2 separate regions of the Homo sapiens genome follow, and region 2 is linked to region 1. Evidence: chromatin loops called from intact Hi-C (ENCODE). Cell type or tissue: PC-3. All regions are shown on one strand. Each heading gives the region's core, and the rest is flanking DNA. Links, peaks and the distances in the headings are about the cores only. Region 1 overlaps CRPPA (CDP-L-ribitol pyrophosphorylase A). Region 2 overlaps CRPPA (CDP-L-ribitol pyrophosphorylase A).

Region 1 (5,385 bases), core at 169-5,168:
CCCACCCACCTCAGCCTCCCAAAGTGTTGGGATTATAGGCATGAGCCACCAAGCCCAGCCTGTAAAACATTTTCTTGAGGGACCTACTGACATACTAGACTGCAAGTAGTCCACATTAGTGAGTTGCTGCTGCATTAGAGTCTGGCAGACTTGTCTGGAACACCACTGCTAATGGAGGCAAGCATCACTGTAGAGTCAATATACCACAGCCCAAAAGCCCAAACCAAGACAACGGTCTCTGACCCATGATACGAATTCTGAACAAAGACTTAATTTTTAATTCTTAGCCTATGAGATCCTATACTTTCATGCTAAAACAGTTAAGTCTTTAGAATATTTTTAAAGATATGGAAGGGCCTGAAAATTACTGCATAAAGATTACCTTTACTGAAAAATGAAGTTAACATTGGGTTGCCTCACCCAGTAATGTCTCCTACCTCTTGTTATCGAACAGACCCTTTCCACAACCAAAAACCCCATTCTGCCTGTAGCTAAAAGAAGACTACACTGATGAACAAAACCAAGAGCTACTTTATAGGTGATACTGCCTTTTCATTTTAAGCCCATTTCTTTAATATTTATTGAGCACTGAGACATTATCAGCATCGGCCGGGCATGGTGGCTCATGCCTGTAATCCCAGCACTTTGGGAGGCTGAGGCAGGTGGATCACTTGAGATCAGGAGTTCGAGACCAGCCTGGCCAACATAGTGAAACTCCGTCTCTACCAAAAATATAAAAAATCAACCAGGTGTAGTGGCACGCAACTGTAATCCCAGCTACTCGAGAGGCTGAGGCAAGAGAATCACTTGAACCCAGGAGGCAGAAGTTGAAATGAGCCAAGATCATGCCACTGTACTCTAGCCTGGGCGACAGAGCAGGACTCTGTCTTTAAAAAAAAAAAAATAAAAAAATAACTTATCAGCATCGAGGATACAACAGAAATAAGCGCTCAGAACTTACAGACATGAAACAAAAACACCGATCAACAATTGCAAGCTGTGATTAAACACAATGAAGAAGTCCACGTTCAAGACAGCATGTAGGCTGAGTAGCTAAACAGTCTGGAGGAGACTTTGGGGGCATTCTCCAAGAAAAGGGAGTTTGCACTGAGACACAAGGGATGGGTGGCAGGTAAGCAGGCAAACAGGCTAGGAGAGAAGGAGAGAGGACTGGTCCAAGTAAAGGCCATGGCAAGGTCCTCATGGGCTGGGAGGAAGCGGAGCTGGAGTTCCCCGAGCAAGGAGAAGGCCCCATGCAGAGCCTTGGAGGCCCAGGCAGGAGGTGGGCAGTATCCTAGGGGTTTTAAACTTTAATCCTAAAAAGAGGATAGGCAGCCATAGAAAAGCTTTAAGCAGGTGAGTGCAGTCAGGGCAAAAACCAATACTCACTCATCACATTCTAATAGGAGTTTTTGGTAAACATAATAATGAACCCAGAAAGATGTGCACTTTCTTACTCATGAAACCTGTGACTATGTTACCTTAAATGGCAAACAGGACTTTGCAGAGGTGATTAAGGATTTTGAAATATGGAGATGGTCCTGAATTATCTAGGTGGATCCAACGTAATCACAAGAGTCCTTATAAAGGAAAGGAGGTCGCAGGAGAGTCACTGGAGAAGATGTGATGACAGAAGCAGATGTCAGACTGATGCAGGGCCTCAAGCCAAAGAGCATGAGTGGCCTCTACAATTTTATTTTTTGAGACAGAGTCTCACTCTGTCACCCAGGCTGGAGTGCAGTGGCACAATCTTGGCTCACTGCAACCTCTGACTCCCAAGTTCAAGCAATTCTCCTGCCTCAGCCTCCCAAGTAGCTGGGATTACAGGCACCTGCCACCACACATAGCTAATTTTTGTATTTTTAGTAGAGATGAGGTTTCGCCATACTGGCCAGGCTGGTCTCTAACTCCTGACCTCAGGTGATCCACCCACCTCAACCTCCCAAAGTGCTGGAATTATAGAAGTGAACCCCATGCATGGCCAGCCTCTAGAATTTAGAGAAAGGCGAGGAAATGGATACTCCCCCAAATCTTCCAGAAGGAATGCAGTTTTGCCAACACCTTGACACAGCTCAGTGAAACTAAATTGAGACTTCTGACCTCCAAAATTGTAAGAGAATGTGGTTTTAAGCCATTCAGTTTGTGGTAATTTTTATAGCAGCAATAGGAATCACAAGAGCATAAATTTTACTCTGGCTGCAGGGAGGAGAAAGGATTCAGCAAAGAGAGAAAGGATGCAGAGAGACCAGGTAGGAGGTGGCTGCTGTAATCTGGGCAATGCAATGATGGTCGCCTGGGTACCAGGTGGAGCTTGTATATGGCGTTTTAGAGATAGTCTATTCTAGAAGTAATCATCTACATGAGTCAGGAAGAAAAAGTGGCAAAATAATACAAGTATCACATAATAATAGCCAATATAAATTAAGCACTATGTCTTAAGCATTTTTTATATTTTAGCTCTTGCAATCTTTACAATACTTCTACACGATCTCTCATACAAGAGACAAAAAGATCCGAATATACAAAGACATTACATTACTTTTTTCTATACTACCATCTTATTCTAAAAATGAAGCAATAAGAAATTTTTACCATTTTTCAAGATAATACAACATTTCATTTTATTTCCTCTTCTAGAATGTAGGCTCCATATAGAGACAATGTCTGTTTTGTCCATTGCCTTACACCTAACTCTTAGTGGGTGCTCAGTACATTATTTGTTGAAAAAATGACTAGTCAGTCTCATCTACTGGGGGCAGTATAACATCTTACAACACAGCATAGTCTCAAGGACTGTGAAAACAAAGGAGGCTCTCATTACCCTGACTAGCTACAAATATATAAATAAATCTAAGAATGAAAACAGCATTCCCTATGCAGTGTGATTTTGTTGATAGTTTTGTTTCTAGGTATTTGACCCTCTGCTCTGGTTTCTAGGTCCTAAGGCTCCTTGAGAGCTGGGATTACTTTCATATTTCACACACCTTGGGAGGATGTTTATCACAATCAAAAATAATTCACTTCAGAACTCCAAAGAACAATCTGTAGTAAACTGTACAGGCAATGAAAGTGATTCTGGAATAAGACTAAACGTGGGTTGTTCTTTGTTTTGTAGCCCATTTCCTAGGCCTTTCATTGCAAATTTAGCAACTGCAGAACTTAGACTGCACTCACAGTTTCAAATTAAAGTTATTAGCAAGTGGTGAGTGACAGTTCTTCAATCCCTCTTAAATGTGGGATTTCCCAAGATTCTGGCTCTACTGCCACGGCTGTGACCCAAACGGTCATCTCTACCATAATTTACTGCACTAGCCCCTCAGCTGTTTCCTCTTACTCTTCTTAACCCAATACAATCCATTCTCACCACTTCTGGATGATCTTTCTCAAGCACAAATCTGAGGTCATCCCCTGCTGGCTCTCGAGCAAGACCCTTCAAGACCTGACCTCAGCCTACTTCATGCACATCACTTGGTCTCTTCCATGCCCTCTTACTCTCATACCCAACTACTCCCTGAAGGGAAGGCATCTCTCATACTCAGGTATTTGCATGTGCTGCTTACCTGGCCTCTCAACACTGTCCCCATCCCTCTCTCCTCCCTAACTGCCCCTACTCCCCGCCAGCCCTGCCCGAGTCTTTCATACTCATCAGTTCTGACTTCAGAGATGGCTCCCTCCAGGAAGCTTTCCCTGACTGCCATTCTGCATACAACATCCCTGCTTCTCAGCTTGCAGAGTGCTTATACACGTAGAGTCCTAAGGACTATACTGCACTGTTTATAACTTTATCTTCCTCACTAGGCTGCCAACTCATAGAAAGCAAAAACTATGTCCCAGAACTTAGCACATACTCAACTTTCAGTAACATAGTAGAAATAACACCTAAGATATATGGAATGTTTGCTAGGTACCAGGCAATCAATGTGTAGAATATTTCGCCTGCAATATCTCAATATCCATATCAGCTCTATAAAGCACATTATCATCATCTCAGCTTTACACATGAGGACACAGGCAGTAACCTGCCCATAATCACACAGCTCAGAAACTAAGGGACCAAGCTGTGATCTCCAGTCTGACTCTGGGGCCTATAACTTTAGCCTCTGTAAATAATGCACCAATACTGTCTCTGAGAGGAAGGTGAAAAATCCAGGAGAGAAAAAATCATTTTGGATCATTGCATCTACAGCACTTCATTTATATTAAGGTTGAAACACGTAATATTCCTGCTTTTATAGTCAAAAGCGCTCAAGTTTCTTATAATTTCTTGTAACTCAGGCAGAAGTAGGCATTCTTTCATGTGTTCCTTTAGTCATTTAACAAACATCAAGTATGTATCAAGCATTTGTCAGGCACTATACTAGATACTGATGAGTCAGTAATGAACAAAGACTGACAGAATTCCTAACTTCTCAACCACATGTCAGTAAGTATCTGTTAAATAAACAGAGAGGAGAATGCTTGAATAATTAGGCATAAAAACTGCTCTTAGATTTATAGAAAGCTACTAAAAGTATTTCATATATACTTCAGCTGTTTATTAGTGTGACATGTTCACTTTTTAATATAGGAGTTATAAGTATGTGTTCAACTAAATAAGTAGTATTTTTAAAGGAAAGATTACAACTTGTCCTCTAAACTATTCACCTGTCACTTTTCATAGTATATTCTACCAGAAAAAAATGGTTAAACTTTTAAGGAAATCAGTTTGCTACTTTTTAAAGAAAATTTACATTGACTTAAATGTTAAAATATGATGAAGAATTAAGAGGCAGATAGGATAACATTTGACATAAAGTAGTCATTCAAGTATCTATTCAATGAATTAACTCCCAATTTTACTAGATTGCCTTAAAATAACTCAAATTCTCCATTCCATCAGACAGAAAACAGCCAGAGTAGATGTAAATAATTACAAACAGACACTTATGGCCTTACACTATTTCAAACAATTGTATGAGACTCTAAACAGAAAATGGCATTTTAAACCAGTATTTCTCAAACTGCCAATTTCGGGTCCCATTAGAGTGTCATAAAATCAGTTTATAGTAAGTTTTAAAGCAACTTTGTTGGGTAAATGAAATGGAAATAGAACAGAAAAATTAAAATGCGTAGCACAGAGATAGGTTGTTTGCATGAATTTTCTTTCAAATGTGCGTGAGTATATAAGTAAATATGCATTTGTCACTGAGCCATGAGGCAAAAACGTAATTCTTGTAACAGGTCAAAAAAAAGTTTGGAAAACACTATTTTAGAACGCTCTTCAGAGACAATAGGCTTATAAAGCTATTTTGGTCAGCAACCAAGCATACACCCAGTACTTGCAAGTCTTTATAAGTACTGTTTGTATTTCTAAGGATTTATTCACATTCTTTTCTAGTTATAGAA
Region 2 (5,385 bases), core at 120-5,119, 170 kb before region 1:
CTCTGATCACTAACTTGTAAGCAAGGAACCCAGCCTACAGTTCAGATTCTTACGGCCTATAAATCTTGTTTAATGTAGTTAAAAATCTATTCTTTTTTTTTTTTTTTTTTTTTTGTTGGGGGGAGATAGAGTCTCGCTCTGTCACCCAGGCTGGAATGCAGTGGTGCGATCTCGGTTCACTGCCCCCCGGGTTCCAGCGATTCTTCTGCCTCCGCCTTCTGAGTAGCTGGGATGGAACTACAGGCACCCGCCACCACACCCGGCTAATTTTTTGTATTTTTAGTAGAGATGGGATTTTACCATGTTAGCCAAGATGGTCTCAATCTCCTGACCTCGTGATCTGCCCACCTCTGCCTCCCAAAGTGTTGGGATTACAGGCTTGAGACACCGCGCCCAGCCAAATCTAATCTTTTTAAAGTGATTTTTACATGAGAAATTTTATGAATTTACCTTTTAGTACTGCAACACATTTACTATATTACTTCCTTTTTCTAAGAATGTTTTCATCATTACTTAATGAACAAAAACACTTAAGAGTAGAAAACAGAGAACTGGATATGTCCCATGTTCATATCATATCTTTTGTGACAGGTCACCACCCAAAAAACTTTTAGAAAATCCTTTTGGAAAAATGCAATCTGACAGAGGTGGTAGCAATACTACACACCCCCGTAAATGCAACGAACAGAAGGCTAACAATAACTTCAGTCAAATCAGGGCAAAAATTGAGCTCCTCGACAACAGAGTATAGACTAAGCATTTAGAAAAATCACATATGAAAAAAGTTTCAAACATAATTCTGATAGAATTTTATTTTTACAAAAGAAAGTGCTGGTTTGTAGCATTAGATTTTTCTTCTTAAGACATAAGGGATCTAAACTTGTAAAATTCCGTTATGCTGACCAGTCTCCAATTAAAAAAAAATTTTTTTCACCTAAGCAGGGATATTCTCTTAGTATAAGATGTGGTGTTATCAGGCAAGTATTTCTAAAAGCTCACAGTTAAAAGACTGCATAGAATCATAATGTCATACTAACATACAGATTCATTAAGAACAGAACATTTATAATATGACCCACACGACAATTTCAGGCCACTTAATGCTGAAATCTGCTTTACTTCAAGTAATCAATATCACCACCAGTCTCTAAATGGTTTGGGTCTGTGTTCCCACCCAAATCTCATTTCAAATTGTAATTCCCACATGTCAAAGGCGGGACCTATAATCCTGATGTGTCAAGGGAGGGAGGCAATTGAAACATGGGGGTGGTTTCCCCCATGCTGTTCTCGTGATAGTGAGTTCTCCTGAGATCTGATTGTTTTGTAAGTGTTTGGAAGTTCCTCCTTCATTCTTCTCTCACCTGTCGCCTTTTGAAGAAGGTGCCTGCTTCTCCTTCCACCATGATTGTAAGTTTCCTGAAGCCTCCCCAGCCATGTGGAACTGTGAGAATTAAACCTCCTTTGTTTACAGGTTGTCCTGTCTAGAGTAGTATCTTTATAGCAGTGTGAAAACAGACTAACAGATGATGGTAAAAATCTGTAGAATTCTGAGAACTCAATATAATTACAATAAAATAAAGTTACATCTAGCAAAACATAAGTATTTTATTAAGTTGGTCAAAGTAATATTGGCAGACTCCTTAAATCATGCTAAATAGCATAGAAATGAGAACTTCTCAAAAGAAGACTACATGAAACATATAAAAATAAAGGAGAATAATGACTGAAGAGATGGTCCAAAAATATTTCTAATATCAAAGGATTAATAATGAATATTTTTAGAAATCTAGAAGTACCCTAAAAATATTTTAGAAAAAATAACCACCTCAAAGCTGGGTGCAGTGGCTACGTCTGTAATCCCAACACTTTGGGAGGCCAAGGTGGAAAGATTGCTTGAGCTCAGGAGTTTAAGACCAGATTGGGCAGCACAACAAGACCTCATCTCTACCAAAAATTAAAAAAATTAGCCAGGCATAGTGGTGTGCACCTGTACTCCCAGCTACTTAGGAGGCTGAGGCAGGAGGATCACTTGAGCCTGGGAGATGGAGGCTTCATTGAGCTATGATCACAGTATACTCCAGCTTAGACAATAGAGTGAGATCCTGTCTCAGTCAATCAATCAACCAATAACCACTTGAAATGAAGCATATCACAGCATACTATTATATAATGTCTACAAGATTATACAAAAAGCTTAATTTTGCAAACATAACCTAAAGGATTTTAAGAAGATAAGACTATTTTAATAAGTATCTTAGTTCTTTTAAAAACAAAGTCTCAATTTTTTTTTTCTGCTCTTCATGGTGAAAATTTGTTCCCTTCTGTAAGTGGATCTTAGAATAGTAGCCTCTTACTAGTGCCAATTTATCTTAGCTAACAAAAATTTCCCACGTTAAATAATCTCTAGCCCATTTCACCTTTCATTAGAGACAAAAAGTTGATCTTCATGTAGTCAAGATCTCTGCAGAACCTAAAAATAAAATCCAATTATGCTAGATACCAATGTACCAACAACCAAGCACCATTAACTATCCACTCACTGCTTAACTTCTTCCAGGAGAAATAATATAGATGAGGTTCAAAGTTACATGACCCTTTAGAATATCTATTGAATGACAGATACCAGGGAATTCCAAAGTATTTTTATATACTTGAGAACGTAAGAGACAATGGAGGTTTCATCAGTATTGTATGCTGAAACAAATTTCTACCACTTAAACCTAACCCAATGTTGTTTTTGCCAAATGCCCACCTAAGTTGACATTCAGCCTCATTTTTCTTTAAATATCTGTTCTTGTAGAGTAAAAAGTGATGACGCTGCAAATGACAACCTTAACTAGTCTCTCCATTGAAAAGCCTCATAAATGTCTAATAGCCACAATTTTACTTGGCTACTTCAGATGGACTGAAATTGGAACTTGAAGACCCTTGTATAAGAAAAAGAACCGTTGTAAACCATTGCAAATCTCAGCCAAGACAAAATGGCCTTTAAACATTTACAATAAATGCACTGAATATCTGTGGAATCACATAACTCAAAAATAAGAACAGACATATTTTTCTATAACTTTGATATCATTTTGTAATATATTTTCTGATGAATAAAACCTACTTGTTTAGGGAAGCAAGTGATCACACTCCTTTTGACCATTCTTTTCAAATTTTAAAGTTTTTTAACAAAAGTCTTACATTTAAAAAAAAAAAAAAGCTTGTGGTAGGGCCTCTTTCTTGGTTTAATCTTCCAGAAAAGTTAATTCAGACAGAATGACAGAGAACACTATAGCCTCTGAAGTGCCTGATAGGCAATTTTCCAATTACAAACATATGTATACATGTCTGCATATGAATTTGCACATGCAAACACTCTATGTATGTATGTGTATCAGTAGTTTTCCCTCTTACTAATGAGCAAACTGTGATATATCTAGATTTAAGACTTTCATTTTACTCTTTTATAATTATCATATTTTCCATACATCTATTAATTTGGTGCACATTTGAAATGTTCTGCCAAATTTTCATTAATAGGAAAACTGAAATTGCTTTCTGGCCATTTTTGGTGAAGGTGGTATCAGAAGGAAAAAGGATGAAGCCTGATCAGTCATATTCACAATCACTGACAGGACAATTCAAACACCCAGACACTATTCACTTGCCTCTCCATCCAAGAAGCCAGCATTACTTACTGTACCCTTTCTAGTGATTTGCTCCATCCTATGGATACAGATTCTAGACATAATCTAGTGACACATTTTTCTATTAAGGTAATAATGCTCATAATATCACCACACTAAGTCAGCCTATGCAATGGGAAAGTAACAAGCATACCTCAAAAATATTGGGAGTTTCCCTCCAGACTACTGGAGCCAATAAAGCAAATATCACAATGAAATGAGTCACAAGAAATTTTTTATTTCCCATGTCATATAAAAGTCATATTTACATTATACTATCATCCGTTACGTGCACAATAGCATTATGACCAAACAATAATATACATATCTTAAATTAAAACTGTGTATTGCTAAAAATCCTAATGAACATTTGAGCCTTCAGCGAGTCCTAATCTTTTTGCTTGCATAATGGCTCCTGACTGTTCACGGTGGTGGTTGCTCAAGGTTGGGTGGATGTGGCAACTTCTTAAAATAAGACAACAACATAGTTCGCTGCCTAGAGTGATCCTTCTTTTCATAAAAAAAATTTCTCTGTAGAATGGGATACTGTTTGATAGCATTTGACCCACAACAGACTTTCTTTCAAAGTTGGACTTAATCTTCTCAAACCCTGCCACTGCTTTATCAACTAAGTTTATATAATATTGTAAATCCTTTATTGTCATTCCAACAACGTTCACAGTATCTTCACCCGAAGTAGATTCCATCTCAAGAAACCACTTTCTCTTTGCTCACCCATAAGAAGCAACTCCTCATCCATCTAAGTTTTATGAAATTGCAGCAATTCAGTCATATATTCAGACTCTACTTCTATTCTCTTGCTATTGCCACCACATCAGCAGTTACTTCCCCTGTTGAAGTCACATCGCTCCAAGTCTTCCATGAGGTTTGGATTATGACCCCCCATGAATCACGAATGTTCCTAACGGCAACTAACAGGGTGAATCCTTTCCAGAAGGTTTTCAATTTACTTTGCTCAGATCCATCAGAGGAATCTATCTAGGGCAGTGATAGCCTTACACAAGGTATTTCTTCAAAAATAAGACATGAAAATCTAAATGACTCCTTGATTTATAAGCTGACGAATAAATGTTGTGTTAGCAGATATAAAGTAACATTAATTTTTTTATACTCCATCAAAGATCTTGGGTAACTAGGTACATTGTCAATAAGCAGTAATATTTTGAAAGGAATCTTTCTTTGTGAGCATTAAGTCTCAAAAGTGGGCTTAAAATATTCAGTAAACCATGCTGTAAGCAGATGTGCTGTCATCCAGGTTTTGTTCTTCCATTTATAGAGCACAGACAGAGAGTAGACTTAGCATAATTCTTAAGGGTCCTAGGATTTTCAGAATGGTAAGTGAGCACTGCCTTCAACTGAAAGTCACTAGCTGCATTAGCTCCTAATAAGTGTCAGTCTATCATTTGAAGCTAGGCATTGACTTCTCTGTCCATAAAAGCCCTACCTGGCATGTTCTTCCAATAGAAGGCTGTCTCATCTACATTGAAAAATCTGTCATTTAGCATTGCTATGTTCATCAATTATCTCAGCTAGATCTTCTGGATAACTTAGCGCAGCCTCAACATCAGCACTTGCTGCTTGACCTTGCACTTTTCTGTTATGAAGACAATTCTGTCTTTTTAAACCACATGAATAAACTGCTAGCTTCAAACTCTTCTTCTGTAACTTCTTCACTTTCTGCAGCCTTCAC

The links. Hi-C counts contacts between places; a loop is a spot of excess contacts. Peaks named below come from ENCODE experiments on the same cell type or tissue, not always from the same donor. Only the 100,000 strongest peaks of a DNase experiment are listed, where the experiment ranks them.
Region 2: it touches region 1 in a loop (2.1-fold over the local background); 1 of 110 quality-filtered maps calls a loop at or near these places.

Annotation. Positions count from the first base shown.
Region 1 is chr7:16,407,218-16,412,602 of GRCh38, forward strand. The region is part of intron 1 of CRPPA (CDP-L-ribitol pyrophosphorylase A); the gene reads right to left. Among named protein-coding and RNA genes, the nearest start is that of CRPPA, 12 kb to the right of the region's middle. In PC-3, for the core only: a CTCF peak has its summit at 2,759; a DNase peak (open chromatin) is centred at 4,364; H3K27ac peaks cover 1,261 bases.
Region 2 is chr7:16,241,855-16,247,239 of GRCh38, forward strand. All of the region lies in intron 8 of CRPPA (CDP-L-ribitol pyrophosphorylase A), which reads right to left. The region is part of intron 3 of CRPPA-AS1 (CRPPA antisense RNA 1); the gene reads left to right. Among named protein-coding and RNA genes, the nearest start is that of CRPPA-AS1, 34 kb to the left of the region's middle. In PC-3, for the core only: no CTCF peak of the experiment used is centred there; no DNase peak of the experiment used is centred there.